2 separate regions of the Homo sapiens genome follow, and region 1 is linked to region 2. Evidence: chromatin contacts called from ENCODE Hi-C or POLR2A ChIA-PET data. All regions are on one chromosome and are shown on one strand. Each heading gives the region's core, a stretch centred on a gene start or an enhancer-like site at or near the end of the contact. The rest is flanking DNA. Distances are from core to core; before and after follow the strand shown. Region 1 overlaps LOC124901758 (a long non-coding RNA gene). Region 2 has its middle 23 kb from the start of KDM7A-DT.

Region 1 (7,647 bases), core at 2,749-5,248, 100 kb before region 2:
AAATGGTACTTGTATATAATATTATTTGGGTAAACCAGATGTCTAATAATTGCAATATATTTTCATATGATTGTTTGAAGAGTTTCATGGAAAAAGTGCAAGCCCCTCAAACTTCCCGAACTGTGTGAGCTGTTTACTGTTGAGAACTTTCCAGAGGAAAGTTGGAGGGAGCAGAAAGCTGAGGAGAAGGAGCTGGACTTTGGGCTTTGTTTGCCTGTACTCTCTCCACTGTTACCTTCAACCTACATTTCAGCTCCAGTCCATAGGAGTCATTTGCAACCATCTGTTTTCATCTCTTTGCTCCCAGGAGTGCGGAAAAAGGCAAGAGCAGGGAGGAGCTGAAGTTTTGCAGAGGTTAGGGAGAAGGTTGGCTTGACCTAAGTGGAGAGAGAGGAGGGCGGGTTTTTTTTGTTTTGTTTTGTTTTGTTTTTTTGTTTTTTTGAGACGGAGTTTTGCTTTTGTCGACCAGGCTGGAGTGCAATGGCATGATCTTGGCCCACTGCAACCTCTGCCTCCTGGGTTCAAGTGATTCTCCTGCCTCAGCCTCCTGAGTGGCTGGGATTACAGGTGCCCACCACCGCACCCAGCTAATTTTTGTATTTTTAGTAGAGACAGGGTTTCACCATGTTGGCCAGGCTAGTCTCAAACTCCTGGCCTCAAGGGATCCACCCGCCTCGGCCTCCCAAAGTGCTCGGATGACAGGCATGAGCCACCGTGCCCGGCTGAGAGCTGGGATTTGAACCACTGTCAGTTCCTGAACAGAGATTTAAGAGATTGATGAGCACTAGATGAAATCTTAATCCTCCGTCATTGCTGGTGCTTATGTAGACGTGGGAGAATAGGAGGATAACAGTATCCAAACAGGCTGATAGTATTTCAGGAGCTTCCATGGGTTGCTTGAGTCCTCAGGGCTAGGCATGGTGCTAACAGCTTTATGTGCATGCGGCACCTGCCGGCTGCCCTGCTTCTCTATCCTATGTGCGATGGGAATTCATTCTTTTACCTGGCCTGGGCTCTTCCATTTTGCTTTTCAAAAACCCACATTTACAATAGACTCTCATTTTTACAGTAAAGCGTACCATAGAATCACTTTACATTGCAAGTTCTCCCTCCTCCTATAGTGCAATTAATCTACTCTATTCAATTGGCAGAAAGTCTGTTTACAAAGAGCTCTGTGAGAGGACACTTGTCTTCAAAGCACGGAAACAGAAATAACAGAAAGACTCAGCTTCATTGATGGCCCACTTACCGCAGGCAATATTTAATGCAATATAATTAATTGTACTTCTAGAAAAGACTGGACTGAGGGCCTAGGAGCTTTTTATAACCGATTGAAAGACACCAGAGACTCTACCCCTAATGTCCAGCCAGAACCCGCCCCTAGCCCACAATACAGCCAGGCGCACTTTTTTTTTTTAAGCTATCCATTTAAAAAAAAAGATTTTCCAAGGCGAGCACATTATTTCCTTTGTTAGTTTGGATCAGAGTCTGATATCCCTAACAAGTCAAAGTTGTTCTTTTTAGCCCTTCCGACAATTTGAGTCTGTTCCTTTGAAGTTGTGCTCTCGGTGGAGATGGAAAAGAGACTCACCTTTCAGCGTATGGAAACTCTGTTCCATTCCTGTGAACTGTTAATGCGCACATTTAAATCATTGCTACTTTCTTCTCTGGTGTTAGTTTCTGACCTCTTGGTTATTTTCTGTTTTCCATTGGACTTTTCGGTTGCTCCCTGTTTCTTTTTAAAAGTAGCACCTCAGTCTGTTCACACTAGAAAATGTTTGGCTTATTTTGCATGTCCCTTTTCTCAAAGGATAAAGGGAACAACCGTTCCTACGAATTGCTGACATCTCTGTGGAGGCCAGCTGCTAAGTGAAGGAAAGCGTGGCCGTGACTTGCAGGAGATCAGAGGCCCCCAGGCTCCTTCAGGCCAACCGACATCCAGATGAGGGCTTCTTGCTTCTTTTAGATCCATGCTCTGAACCCAGATGATGGTCTTGGATGGCTGCTGTAGTCAGGACTCTAGCCAACCTAACCCATGTGCCTTATGTTAACTTACAGTATTAAGCAAACATTTGCTTGTTAATCTACAATCTTTTTTTTGTTGTTGAGATGGAGTCTCACTCTGTCACCCAGGCTGGAGTGCAGTGGCATCATCTCGGCCCACTGCAGCCTCTGCTTTGTGGGTTCAACCAATTCTCCTGCCTCAGCCCCCTGAGTGGCTGGGACTACAGGCACCTGCCACCATGCCCGACTAATTTTTGCATTTTTAGTAGAGACGGGGTTTCACCATGTTGGCCAGGCTGATCTCAAACTCCTGACCTCAAGTGGTCTGCCTGCCTCAGCCTCCCAAAGTGCCAGGATTACAGGTATAAGCCACTGTGCTTGGCCTAATCTGCAATCATTATTCCAAGTTCTTGCCACTACCCTTAAGCAGGTTCTATGTGAGTGGTCCTCCTGATCTGCAGTGGACTGCTGCTTTAACTTGGCTGAATAACAACTATTATACCACACCCTTGTGTCCTGCAATGCAGTTTAGACACATGAGAAAATAGTACGAACCTCAGCCCAGTTCAGTGGCTCATGCCTGTAGTCTCAACACTTTGGGAGACCAAGGTGGGAGGATCACTTGAGCCCAGGAGTTCGAGACCAGCCTGGCCAACATAATGAGACTCTATCTCTACTAAAAAAATAAAAAAAATAAAAAAATAATTGACCAGGCATGGTGGTGCATACCTGTGGTCCTAGCTACTCGGGAGGGAGGATAGGAGGTCCAGGCTGCAGTGAGCTGTGATCATGTCACTGCACTCCAGCCTGGGTGACAGAGCAAGACTCTGTCTCAAAAAGAAAAAAGAAAAAAAGCCGGGCATGGTGGCTCATGCTTGTAATCCCAGCACTTTGGGAGGCCAAGACAGGTGGGATCACCTGAGATCAGGAGTTCAAGACCAGCCTGGCCAACATGGTGAGACCCTGTCTCTACTAAAAATACAAAAATTAGCTGGGCATAGTGGTGGATGGCTGTAATCCCAGCTACTTGGGAGGCTGAGGCAGGAAGATTGCTTGAATCCGGGAGGCGGAGGTTGCGGTGAGCTGAGATTGCGCCATTGCACTCCAGCCTTGGTGACAGAGCGAGACTCCGTCACACACACACACACACACACACACACACACACACACACACACACACAAAAGAGGATATAGAACCAGCCCTGTAGATTTTGTGCCAGCTCTCAGGGGACTTCCTGCACCACTTGGACTATCATTCTTCCAGATCAGGTGTCCCCAGGGATCGTCTGCAGTGGTTACAAACAACACTTCACAAAATGTTAATAGCCACGAATCTATTTTAATGTGTATTAGAAAAAAATATGGCTGGGCATGGTGGCTCATACCTGTAATCTCAGCACTTTGGGAGGGCGAAGTGGGCAGATCACTTGAGCCCAGGAGTTCAAGACCAGCCTAGGTGACATGGCAAAATTCTGGCTCTACAAAAACACAAAAATTAGCCAGGTGTAGTGGCATACGCCTGTAGTCCCAGCTACTTGGGAGGCTGAGGTGGGAGGATGGCTTGAGCCTGGGGGGCAGAGGTTGCCATGAGCTGAGATAGTGCCACTGCACTCCAGCTTGGGCAACAGAGTGACACCCTGTCTCAAAAAGAAAAATTATAACATGCACATAAAACCTGAGACATGCATTTCTTTTCAAAAGTCATCAAAGTTAAAAAGTGAGTCCTATTTAGAGACTATTAACCAAGTAACTCTAGGAGGCAGTGTGTGACTACGGAGAACACCCTGAAGGCCTAAAACCCCTTATGGGGAGGCTCTGAAGGCCACCCCAAGCCCTTTCATTTTTCACTCCTCCATCTTCATTACTCCTTCTCTCTCCAAGTTCTTCATCTTCTGGGCCTGTTTCTCCTTCCCTTCCTCCCTCTAAGCTTCTCTGGTGGTGCCCTGGGTTTTAACAGGGAGAAGGAAAGAGGCTCACATTTAGTGATCATGAATTACTTGCTAGAAGGTCACAGATGTAAGGCAGATACTGTCTACTAGTGGGGCTTTGGGTGATTTCTCTGGAGTACTTTTTGAATTTGCATGTGTGAGTCACCTGAAGATCTGGTTAAAGTGCAGATTCTAGCCCAGATGGTCTGGAGTGGGGCTGAGATGTTTTCATTTCTAGCAATCTCCAAATGATGCTGCGGTGGTTGGTTCGTGGGCCACACTTGGAGTCACAAAGGTTGATCATGGAGCTCTATTTCTTTTTTCCTTTTTTCCTTTTTTTTTTTTTTTTTTTTTGAGATGCACTCTTGCTCTGTCGCCCAGGCTAGAGTGCAGTGGCGCAATCTCAGCTCACTGCAACCTCCCCGCCTCCCGAGTTCAAGAGATTCTCCTGTCTCAGCCTCCTGAGTAGCTGGGACTACAGGCGCATGCCACCACGCTCAGCTAATTTTTTGTAATTTTAGTAGAGGCGGGGTTTCACCATATTGGTCAGGCTGGTCTCGAACTCCTGACCTCAGGTGATCCACCCACGTCGGCCTCCCAAAGTGCTGAGATTACAGGCGTGAGGCACTGCGCTAGGCCATGGAGCTCTATTTCTTTAGAGAACTAAGAACAGAGAAATACATATTTTAGGAAGAGGATGAGTTCTGAAACCACCTCTATCATCTGCAGTGAAGCCAATTATTAAGAACACTTAAGAGTCTAGCATGTTTTGCTCTCTGGAAGAAATATAAGATGGTTCCTTTATACTGACCAAGGCAGTTTGTAATGAAAACTGTTGGCTCAACTTGTTGCTAGGGTACCGCTGGGGAACTGGCACACAGAAAATCTGTAACCTAATGTGATTGTGTGGGAACTAATGAGCTCTGAACATGACAGGCAGGGAGGGTTCTGCTTCCCTCCTTTGCTCAGGTGATGGGCTAACACCCATGTCCAATTAGGCAAACCTGGCATGTGTAGCCATTCGGGGCTGCTGCAGAGCTGTTTCTCTGGGTAGAGAAAATTGGATTGTTGAATTGTTCCAAATATATTGGTATGCTCCCGTCTCCCATCCATTTGGTTATGATAACCAGACCTGCAGACACGTTCTGAGGGTTAGAATAGCTCCAGCATTTAGAAAACAAGCCAGCCAAATACAAAAGGACCCAGATTGAGGTTATATGAAAATTGATGGACGTGATTCAGGACCTTGCTATTTTAAATGAAATGACCTTCACCTGAAGAGATCAGAGGGCGACGCTATTAAGAGGTGTTGCACTTTTACAGTATTCTTTCTGTTAGGGCAGAAAAACTTATGGAAGGAAAAAGGCAAAGTGAATCACCTTTTCTTAAGATTCAGCTGGAACCAGACACTTAGCAAAAGTGATGCTCTGCAGCTGACACAAGTAGCCACATGATTGTGGAATGATAGTGCTCCAAAATGTTCTTGGGGGCTGGATGTGGGGGCTCACACCTGTAATCCCAGCACTTTGGGAGGCCAAGGCAGGCACATCACTCGAGGTCAGGAGTTCGAGACCAGCCTGGCCAACATGGGGAAACTCCGTCTCTACTAAAAATACAAAAATTAGTCAGGTGTGGTGGCAGGTGCCTGTAATGCCAACTACTCGGGAGGCTGAGGCAGGAGGATTGCTTGAACCTGGGAGGCGGAGGTTGCAGTGAGCCGAGATTGCACCACTGCACTCCAGCCTGGGTGACAGAGGGAGGCTCTGTCTCAAAAAAACAAACAAACAAAAAAATTATTGGGTATTACTGAGCATGATGGTGTTTAATTTTGGGAGGGGATGGGGGTAGTTATTCCGGACTCCCTTCCCCTCGAATACACACATGCATAATCTTCCATATAATTTCCAGGGATTAATGGATTCCCTGGGAGATCCAGGGATTTCAGGTTAGAAACCTCTGATGTAATACATTTCCTCCTTTTCAGAGATGAGAAAATCAAGGCCCAGAAAGAAGGTGACTGACTATTGGTCTCAGCAACACTGACAGTGAACAAATCAAACAAGAAGGCAGGCACGGTGGCTGATGCCTGTAATCCTGTCATTTTGGGAGATGGAGGCGGGTGGATCACTTAAGCCCAGGAGTTCAAGACAAGCCTGGGGAACATGGCAAAGCCCTGTCTCTACAAAAAATACAAAAACTAGCCAGGTGTGGTGGCACGCATCTGTAGTCCCAGCTACTGGGAAGGCTGAGAGGTGGGAGGATCACTTGAGCCCTGGAGGTTGAGGCTGCAGTGAGCCATGATTGCACCACTGCCCTCCAGCCTGGGCGACAGAGTGAGACCTTGTCTCAAAAATATTTTAAAAATTAAACAAACAAGAGGGCTTAAGTGTCACAACCATCAATGGGGAAAGTGTCCGTGCATAATTTATTTCTGGAAGCCCTGAGAAGAACAAGCATCAACAGCTTTCTGAGAGACTTATAACTTTTAGCTGAGGGAATCTCAATATTTAACCAAATAACACTTGAAGAAAAGCAGAAATCATCGAGACAGCAGCTCCTGGGAACTAGGTTTTATGATGTGTTCTAAAGACATAAGCGAGAAGCCTGCTGTCACTTGTTAGCTGTGTGCTGAAGTGCAGTTTGGGGTGTCTTTAGGGCAGGTAATAAATTCCTTTCAGAGATTGAAATCACATACCAACGTGAATCTTCCACATCCCTGAAAACTACTTAGGCAAGATGCCTCACATGACACGGAACTCTCGATTTGGCAACACATGTTGGGGTTCAGCCCCCCACAATCCTGGCACAGTGTGGGTGCTCGCTAAATATTTATTTGGATAAAATGGGCTTTCCTTAACTTTACAGTTTTCTGGGGATAGAAGACTCAGGAAACATGAGAGAGCAGTATAAAATGTGTAAGTACACAGTGGAAGGCTGGGGTTCCTAGTGAGGATTTTAGAATCTCACAAACGAAAGCAGCCAGACACAAAAAAATACGTGCAATATGATTCCATGTACATGAAGAACAAATGTGGATCAAATTAACTTATGCCATTAGAAGCGAGAATATTGGTTACCTTTGGGGACCAGGGTTGGGGGTGAGTGTCTGGGAAAGAGAACTTCTAGGGTGCTATTAACCCTAGCCCTATTCTATTTCTTAATCGGGGGGCTGGGTGCCTCTATGGATTCACTTTGTGATAATTTATCAAATGGTTCTGTATGTGTGCTCTATTTTAATAAAAACATTTATTTAAAAATACACACACAATGAAAGATGTAGGCCAGTCCTTCCCAACCTTGAACGTGGGTACAGGTCACTTGGGATCTTACTAAAATGCAAAATTCAGGCCAGGTGCAATGGCTCATGCCTGTAAATCCAGCACTTTGGGGGGCTGAGGCAGGAGGGTCACTTGAGCCCAGGAGTTTGAGACCAGCCTGGGCAAGACAGGGGGATCCTGTCTCCTCTACAAAAAAATAAAAAATTAACTGGGCGTGGTGACACATGCCTGTAGTCCCAGCTACTCAGGAGGCTGAGGTGGGAGGATCGCTTGAGCTCCGTGGTTGGCGGGGTAGGTGTCAGAGCTACAGTGACCTATTACATAATATAATTGCGCCACTGCACTCCAGCCTGGGCAAGAGTGAGACCCTATCTCAAAAAAGAAAAAAAGAAAAAAAAAAGCAAGATTCAGATTCATTTGTCCTCTGGTATGGCATT
Region 2 (6,770 bases), core at 2,041-4,540:
ACTCCCAGTGTTCAAGACCATAGAGAAGAATATGAGCTTGATAAAGATAAACATGGAAGCTATAAAAATGACCCAAATTGAATTTTCAGAGATGAAAAACATGACGTCTGGGATGAAATGATTATGTAGGAATAGAAAAATTAATTAGGATTTTCTGTCCTTAAGGGCCAAAAACAATACAGTAGCACAGACAGACACATTACCTGCCGAGACCAGCTCAGTCAGGGAGACCCTAACCCAGCAGTGCTAGAGGAATTAAAGACACACACACAGAAAGACAGAGGTGTGAAGTGGGAAATCAGGGGTCTCACAGCCTTCAGAGCTGAAAGCCCCGAACAGAGATTTACCCACATATTTATTAACAGCAAGCCAGTCATTAGCATTGTTTCTATAGATATTAAATTAACTATAAGTATCCCTTATGAGAAACAAAGAGATGGGCCCAATTAAAGGAATAGGTTGGGCTAGTTAACTGCAGCAGGAGCATTTCCTTAAGGCACAGATTGCCCATGCTATTGTTTGTGGCTTAAGAATGCCTTTAAGGGGTTTTCCCGCCCTGGTGGGGCCGGGTGTTCCTTGCCCTCATTCCCGTAAACCCACAACCTTCCAGCGTGGGCGTTAGGGCCATTATGAACATGTTACAGTGCTGCAGAGATTTTGTTTATGGCCAGTTTTGGGGCCAGTTTATGGCCAGATTTTGGGGGGCCTGCTCCCAACAATTACCCATAATAATAAGCATAAGAAGAGAAGCACTAGGAAAGAAGCCTCACTAACTCTTCCAGCTAAAGAGAAGTTAAATAGGGCTTCACGGAGAAGCTAGCATTTGAGTTTGACCTTAAGGGCTTTCAATCAACAGAGATGGGGAGCAGTGTGGGCATTTCCTATGGACAGATTCACATAGGCAAAGCACAGAAAGGGAGAAACCCAGAGCAAGTCAATTGGACTAGTAGGTGAAGAGATTCATGTCTGGCAGCAGTGGGAGAGCAGGTTGAAAAATAATGCTAGCCACCATTTATTGAGCAATTACAATATGCCAGGCATTGCTCTAACTGCTTTATCTACATATGCTTGCCTATCCTCAGCAATGTTATTGTTCAGCCTCATTTTGCAGCTAAGGAAACTGAGGCCCAGAGAAGTTAGATAATTTGCTCAAAAACACACTACTAGAGAGTGCAGTCTGGCTCTAGAGTTCAAGCCCAAGCTCTTAGGCACTATATTCTGCTTCCAATGCTGCTGATCAAATAGGTGTGAGCCGGATTTATTTATAATTTTTTGTTGTTTTTGTTGTTGTCGCTGCTTCTGCTGGGGGAGATTGAATACTAGGCTTAGGAAGTAAATTTTATTCTGGGAGGATGGGGTCCCACTGAAGTGTCATGGGTAGGGCACAGCAGATCTGTGAGGTGCTTTGGGAGAGTTCTTTGAGCCCAATTGGAGGAGGGAAAGGCTTAAATTCGGGAAACAATGCTGGGGGGTGGGGACTGCAAGAATCCAGGTGAAAGGCAGGGAAGGCCAGAGCTAGAGGAGTGCAAGGGATGGGAGAAAGGGGATGGATGATAAAGCAATTTTAAAGAAAGAATTCATCTTCTGCATATGACTGGGATGAGGGTGTTGCCCAGGTCAGCAAGGCCTACATAAGAGTCAGAAAAGACGGAAGGTTGATGCCCTGTGACTAGAAGACGAGAGATGCTTGCCACGGGATTAAGGAAGTGGAGCAGCCTCAGTTAGGGGCAAAGATGAAGACTCTGAGGCTGGCAGGAAGAGTTTGAGGGGCTGAGAGCAAAGCTCTGGGGGCAGTGGGAATGGAGCTGGGAAGTGGGGGATTTGGGCGTCATCAGCAGCACCAAGTAGAGGCTTTGAGGGTAGAGGAGGAGGTCTTCAGTGTTGAGAAAGCGGAAATAAAAAGGAATCGGGAAAGATGCAACAAAGGGGAAGACAATGCAGTGAAAGGGCCGAGCAGACATTAGCTGGTGGAATTACAAGGGAAACCAGGGGTGCCTCCTCACGTGAAGAAGAATTCTCAAAGAGAATGAATGGGTTGCTGTCGCTGTCCAGTGCTGCAGAGAGGAAGCTGAAGGAAGCCAGGCACAAGGCCCCAGGAGGCCATTGGTGCCATTTGGGGAGCCATCTCAGTGATGTCCCTAGCGGTAAAGGATTAGAGAGTGAAGGAGAATGAGAAAACTGGAAGCACCAAAATTCCTCCAGGGAAGAAATGGGGAGGCTAGGTCTGTTCCTTTAGGAGTAATAGGCTCAGAGACAGCTTATTTAGAATTTATTTAGTTTTGGTTGTCATTTTCTCCAGGGCAAACATTTATCTAGCTGTTACTGCCATTGGACACTCTGCTGGGCAATGCACCGGGAATCCTGAGCTTGTAGGAAGAGGCAGACAGGAGTCTGGCCAGAATCATTGGTTCACGCCTGTCATCCCAGCATGTTGGGAGGCAGAGACGGGAGGATCACTTGAGGCCAGGAGTTCAAGACCACCCTGGGCGACATAGCCAGACCCCTGTCTCTAAAAAAAAAAAAGTTTTTTTTTTTTTTTTTTTGAGACAGAGTCTCACTCTGTCACCCAGGCTGGAGTGCAATGGCACCATCATGGCTCACTGCAACTTCTACCTCCTGCGTTCAAGCAATTATCATGCCTCAGCCTCCTGAGTAGCTGAGATTACGGGTGTCTGCCACCATGCCCGGCTAATTTTTGTATTTCTGGTAGAGATGGGGTTTCACCATATTGGCCAGGCTGGTCTCGAACTCCTGACCTCCAGTGAACTGCCCACCTCAGCCTCCCAAAGTGTTGGGATTATAAGCGTGAGCCATTGCACCCGGCCAAAATTGGTTTTTTAATTAGCAGGGCATGGTGGTGCATGCCTGTAGTCCTCAGCCTGGGCAACAGAGCAAGACCCTGTCTCAAAAAAAAAAAAAAAAAAAAAAGGAGTTCATGGGGAGCAGGAGATAAAAGGAACACAAGCAAGGAAAAGGGATATGAGATAGAGAGGGAGGGAGTTGTAAAATCACAGGTAGAGGGTTAGGCTCTTGCTTCTGAGAACAGAAAAGACAAGACTGCAGGACAAGGCGCTCAGAGTGGATGAGGAAGGGCCTCCATTGGTCCTATGGGCTGTGAGGGTCTCTAGGAAGCCTTTCCCGCCTGCTGGCCTCACCCTAGGACTGTTGATGGAGTCCTAAGCACTGCTCGCTGGATGTATGGCTGTGCTCTGCGTGAATGAATGACGTCACCCATTCAGCGCAGCCTGCTCCACACGTGATGTTTGTTGTTCTCGGGAGAGAGGGCGGTATCCAGCCCTAAGGTCTTCCAGGGTGCAAGGAAAAGGCATGTCTGGGGCTGGAAAGAACTTGTCATTGCAAAATTTTCCTTGGGACGTGGAATTAAAAACTTTTGTCACTGACAAGGGTTTGCTCCTAATTTTCCAGAATGACTCAAATGTTTGCTTCAGACAATGACAGAGTGTATCTTGCTTGAATCATTGGATTTCTGTTATTTTTGTAGGATGTGGGTGGGCAATATGACTCAGTATTTTTTCCAAGAGATGTGAAAATTATATTGCCTATTTTGGATCATTTCATACTGAGACCTGGAACATTTTTCTCAAATTTTAAATCTTGGAGCTTAGGGAATTTTTGTTTTTGTTTTGTCTTTCAATCATATCAGATATTTTCCAGATAAAATTTTAAAGGAAAATTACTTAGCAATAGCTCCAAGTTATGAAGTATATTTTGAATGATAATTTATTTTTACATTGTTAAAATAAAAGATGTGTTAAAGCTGGTGGTGTGTTTGCCATCCTAACAGTGAAAATATTAGAGAACGTGGGATAAGGTGGAGACTCGAAAGTCATCTAATTCAAAACTTTATCTGGTGTGTGAATGAATATCCTCATTCTAGTTTTCCAGCTTAAATCTGCCTCCCTGCAGCTTCCAAACCTGGGTTCCAGTCCTGACCCTTATTCTATGTGAACCCCTATGGAATAATTCTGTAGCTGAATGATCATTTTTGAGATACAGCTGTATTTTCCTTTTTGATAAGTCAGCAAGGATTCTTTTCCAGCAGTTTTTTTGGGTTGTTTTTGTGTTTGTTTGCTATTAGTGCTAGGACAAGAGACTGGGGCTTAATGTCTCTGAGAAGGACAGGGCACATAGGAAAAAGAAAGATGAGGCCAGATATGGTGTCTCACACCTGTAATCCCGGCACTTTGGAAGGCTGAGGTGGGTGGAGCACTTGAGGTTAGGAGTTGGACACCAGCCTAGGCAAAATGGCAAAACCCCATCTCTATTATTAATATAAACACAAAAAATCAGTCGGGCATGGTGGCACAGGCCTGTAGTCCCAGCTACTCAGGAGACTGAGGCATGAGAATCACTTGAACCCAGTAGATGGAGGCTGCAGTGAGCCGAGATCGCACCACTGCACTCCAGCCTGGGTGACAGAGTGAGACTCCACTTCAAAAAAAAAAAAGATGAGCCTAAGGGTATAATTCTTTTCTGATAGGTTTTAGTTGATAATGGTATTGTGGTCATGTTTAGAAAATAGTTCTTATCAGGCCAGGCACAGTGACTCACACCTGTCATCTCAGCAGTTTGGGAGGCCGAGGCAGGTTGGTCACTTGAGGTCAGGAGTTCGAGAACAGCCTGGCCAACATGGTGAAACCCTGTCTCTACTAAAAATACAAAAGTAGCTGGGTGTGGTGGCGCACACCTGTAATCCCAGCTACTCATGAGGCTGAAGCAAGAGAAACGCTTGAACTCAGGAGGCAGAGGCTGAAGTGAGCCAAGATCGCACCGCTGCACTCTAGCCTAGGCGACAGAGCGAGACTCTATTTCAAAAAAAGAAAAAAAGAAAAAGAAAAAAAGAAAGACGAGCCCAAGGGTGTAATTCTTTTCCAATAAGAAGCCTGGAAGAGAAAATGCAAGGTCCTTGCTCTGTACGTTTATTGGTTTATTGAGCCTGCCAGAGTGAGCATAGAGAAGCCACCCACCCCACTTTTCCCCCAACCCTTGGGTTCAACCCCAGGTAGGAGTCATTGAGGGGCAGTGGAAACAGCCAGAGAGTTCTAGAGCAGAGGCAGAGGTACCACCAAGCTAATGAAGCTTAGGTTTCAGGGCCTCTCACTTGCTGGGGCTTCTTCCAGTGTTCTAGGAGGGGTCCCAGCAACGAGGTTACATAATCTCATTTAAAAGGCAGCTTAACCGCCATTGGCTAAGATGGCCCTCTCCTTCCAGTCTGACTCACTCTCCATCACATTTATCCTCCTCTTAGCACTGAACAAGTGACCATAGGCACTGTGGGCATCCAGCTAAGGAAATTCGAGTTGGGTTTCATTTTGTTTGGGTTTTGTGGAATGTATTTATATAGATTGTTGTTAAATCTGTGTATAGTTATGTTATGGCTAGCTGTCCTGGAGCAGGAATGACTATGAGGCAGTGGTACACTAGTAAATGTTTCACAACCAGATCTATAGTGTTTGCTAATTTCCATGGTGTAAGTACTTCCACTGTGGCCTATTCCAAGCTGTCCGTGGCCACTGAATATGAAGTTGGGAAGAGCAGCACACCAGGGTATATAGTATTTCACAACATGAATCCCATAGAATGTAAATAACCCCAAAAGCACAGTGACAGTAAAATGTAGTGAAATAACTGGGAAGAGATGAGTTTTGAGTATTTGTTATCTTCATTTTTAGTATTATTTAATTTTAAGTTTACAAAATTTAATTAATAATGGCTATGTTTAACAACTGCCTCCCAAAATTTCTGAAAAGCTAACAATGGGCCCTCATGAGCTAGAACGAGCCAACTCTGGCACACCTCTGTAAGCCAGGACCCCTCCTGCCCACTGTGGGATTCACCCATGACATGAAAGTGGAGGGCAAGAGTTTGTAATTAGAGCTAGTAATGAGTCATTAGAAATGAAGTATGTGAACAATGAAGCAGGAGCAAGTTTTTAAATGTACAGAGCCAGAAGCTCACCTGTGGGAAGTCCTTTCAAGCATCAGGTATGGACATGTGTACACAGAGGGTTTGATTCTCGTCGGTGCCTAATCAAATGGAAGTTCTTGCCCATCAAGATTTTGCTTGATAATTAATTCTGATGTATAGAATTACAAATGCCCTATACATTAAACCATTTTTCTAATTCCAGCGCAGATTATTTTTTAAATTTTGTCAGTGGTGTCTTAGTTATCACTATGGTTTGGATGATCGTCCCCTCCAAACGTCATGTTGAAATTTGACTGCCAGTGTTGGAGGTGGAGCCTGTTTGGAGGGGTTTAGGTTACTGGGGCGGATCCCTCAGGAATAGATTAACGCCCTCTCTGGATGGGGGAGTGAGTGAGTTCTTGCTCTATTAGTACCTACAAGAGCTGGTTGTTTAAAAAGAGCCTGGCACCTCCCCACCCACTCTTTCCGGCTTCCTCTCTCAGTATGTGATCTCTGCACACGACGGCTCACCTTCACCTTCTGCCATGAGTGGAAGCAGCACGAGGCATGCTTCTTGCACAGCCTGTAGAACCGTGAGCCAAAGAAACCTCTTTTCTTTCTAAATTACCCAGCCTTAGTTATTCCTCTGTAGCAACACAAATGGACTAAGACAGTTATCTATTGCTGCATTACAAATTACTCCAAAGTTTAGTGGTTTGAAACCACAAATATTTATTATCTCACAGTTTCCTTGGGTCAGGAGTCTGGGCATGGCTTAGCTGAGTCTTCCAGCTCAGGGGCTCTTGCAAGGCTGCAGTCACATGTTTGCTGGGACTGTCATT

What was found. Hi-C counts contacts between places; a loop is a spot of excess contacts on that map. ChIA-PET counts read pairs that join two places held with the same protein, here RNA polymerase II (POLR2A). Pooled maps may share reads with other maps.
Region 1: a map of IMR-90 shows a loop between it and region 2 (1.8-fold over the local background). The contact joins two enhancer-like sites. A Hi-C loop is called at or near these places in 6 of 168 maps with a recorded cell type or tissue (IMR-90, ascending aorta, heart right ventricle and 3 more) and 2 of 50 pooled maps. POLR2A ChIA-PET finds 5 or more read pairs at or near these places in 5 of 52 experiments (B cell, MCF 10A, Panc1 and 2 more).

Annotation. Positions count from the first base shown.
Region 1 is chr7:140,300,827-140,308,473 of GRCh38, reverse strand. LOC124901758 (a long non-coding RNA gene) reads left to right here. Exons shown (of 2, transcript XR_007060560.1): 2 at 5,917-7,191. Among named protein-coding and RNA genes, the nearest start is that of SLC37A3, 94 kb to the left of the region's middle. Within about 2 kb of position 3,998, at least 3 of the 41 ENCODE cell types and tissues checked have a DNase peak (open chromatin) inside an H3K27ac peak, as active enhancers do.
Region 2 is chr7:140,196,876-140,203,645 of GRCh38, reverse strand. No RefSeq gene overlaps it. Among named protein-coding and RNA genes, the nearest start is that of KDM7A-DT, 23 kb to the right of the region's middle. Within about 2 kb of position 3,290, at least 3 of the 41 ENCODE cell types and tissues checked have a DNase peak (open chromatin) inside an H3K27ac peak, as active enhancers do.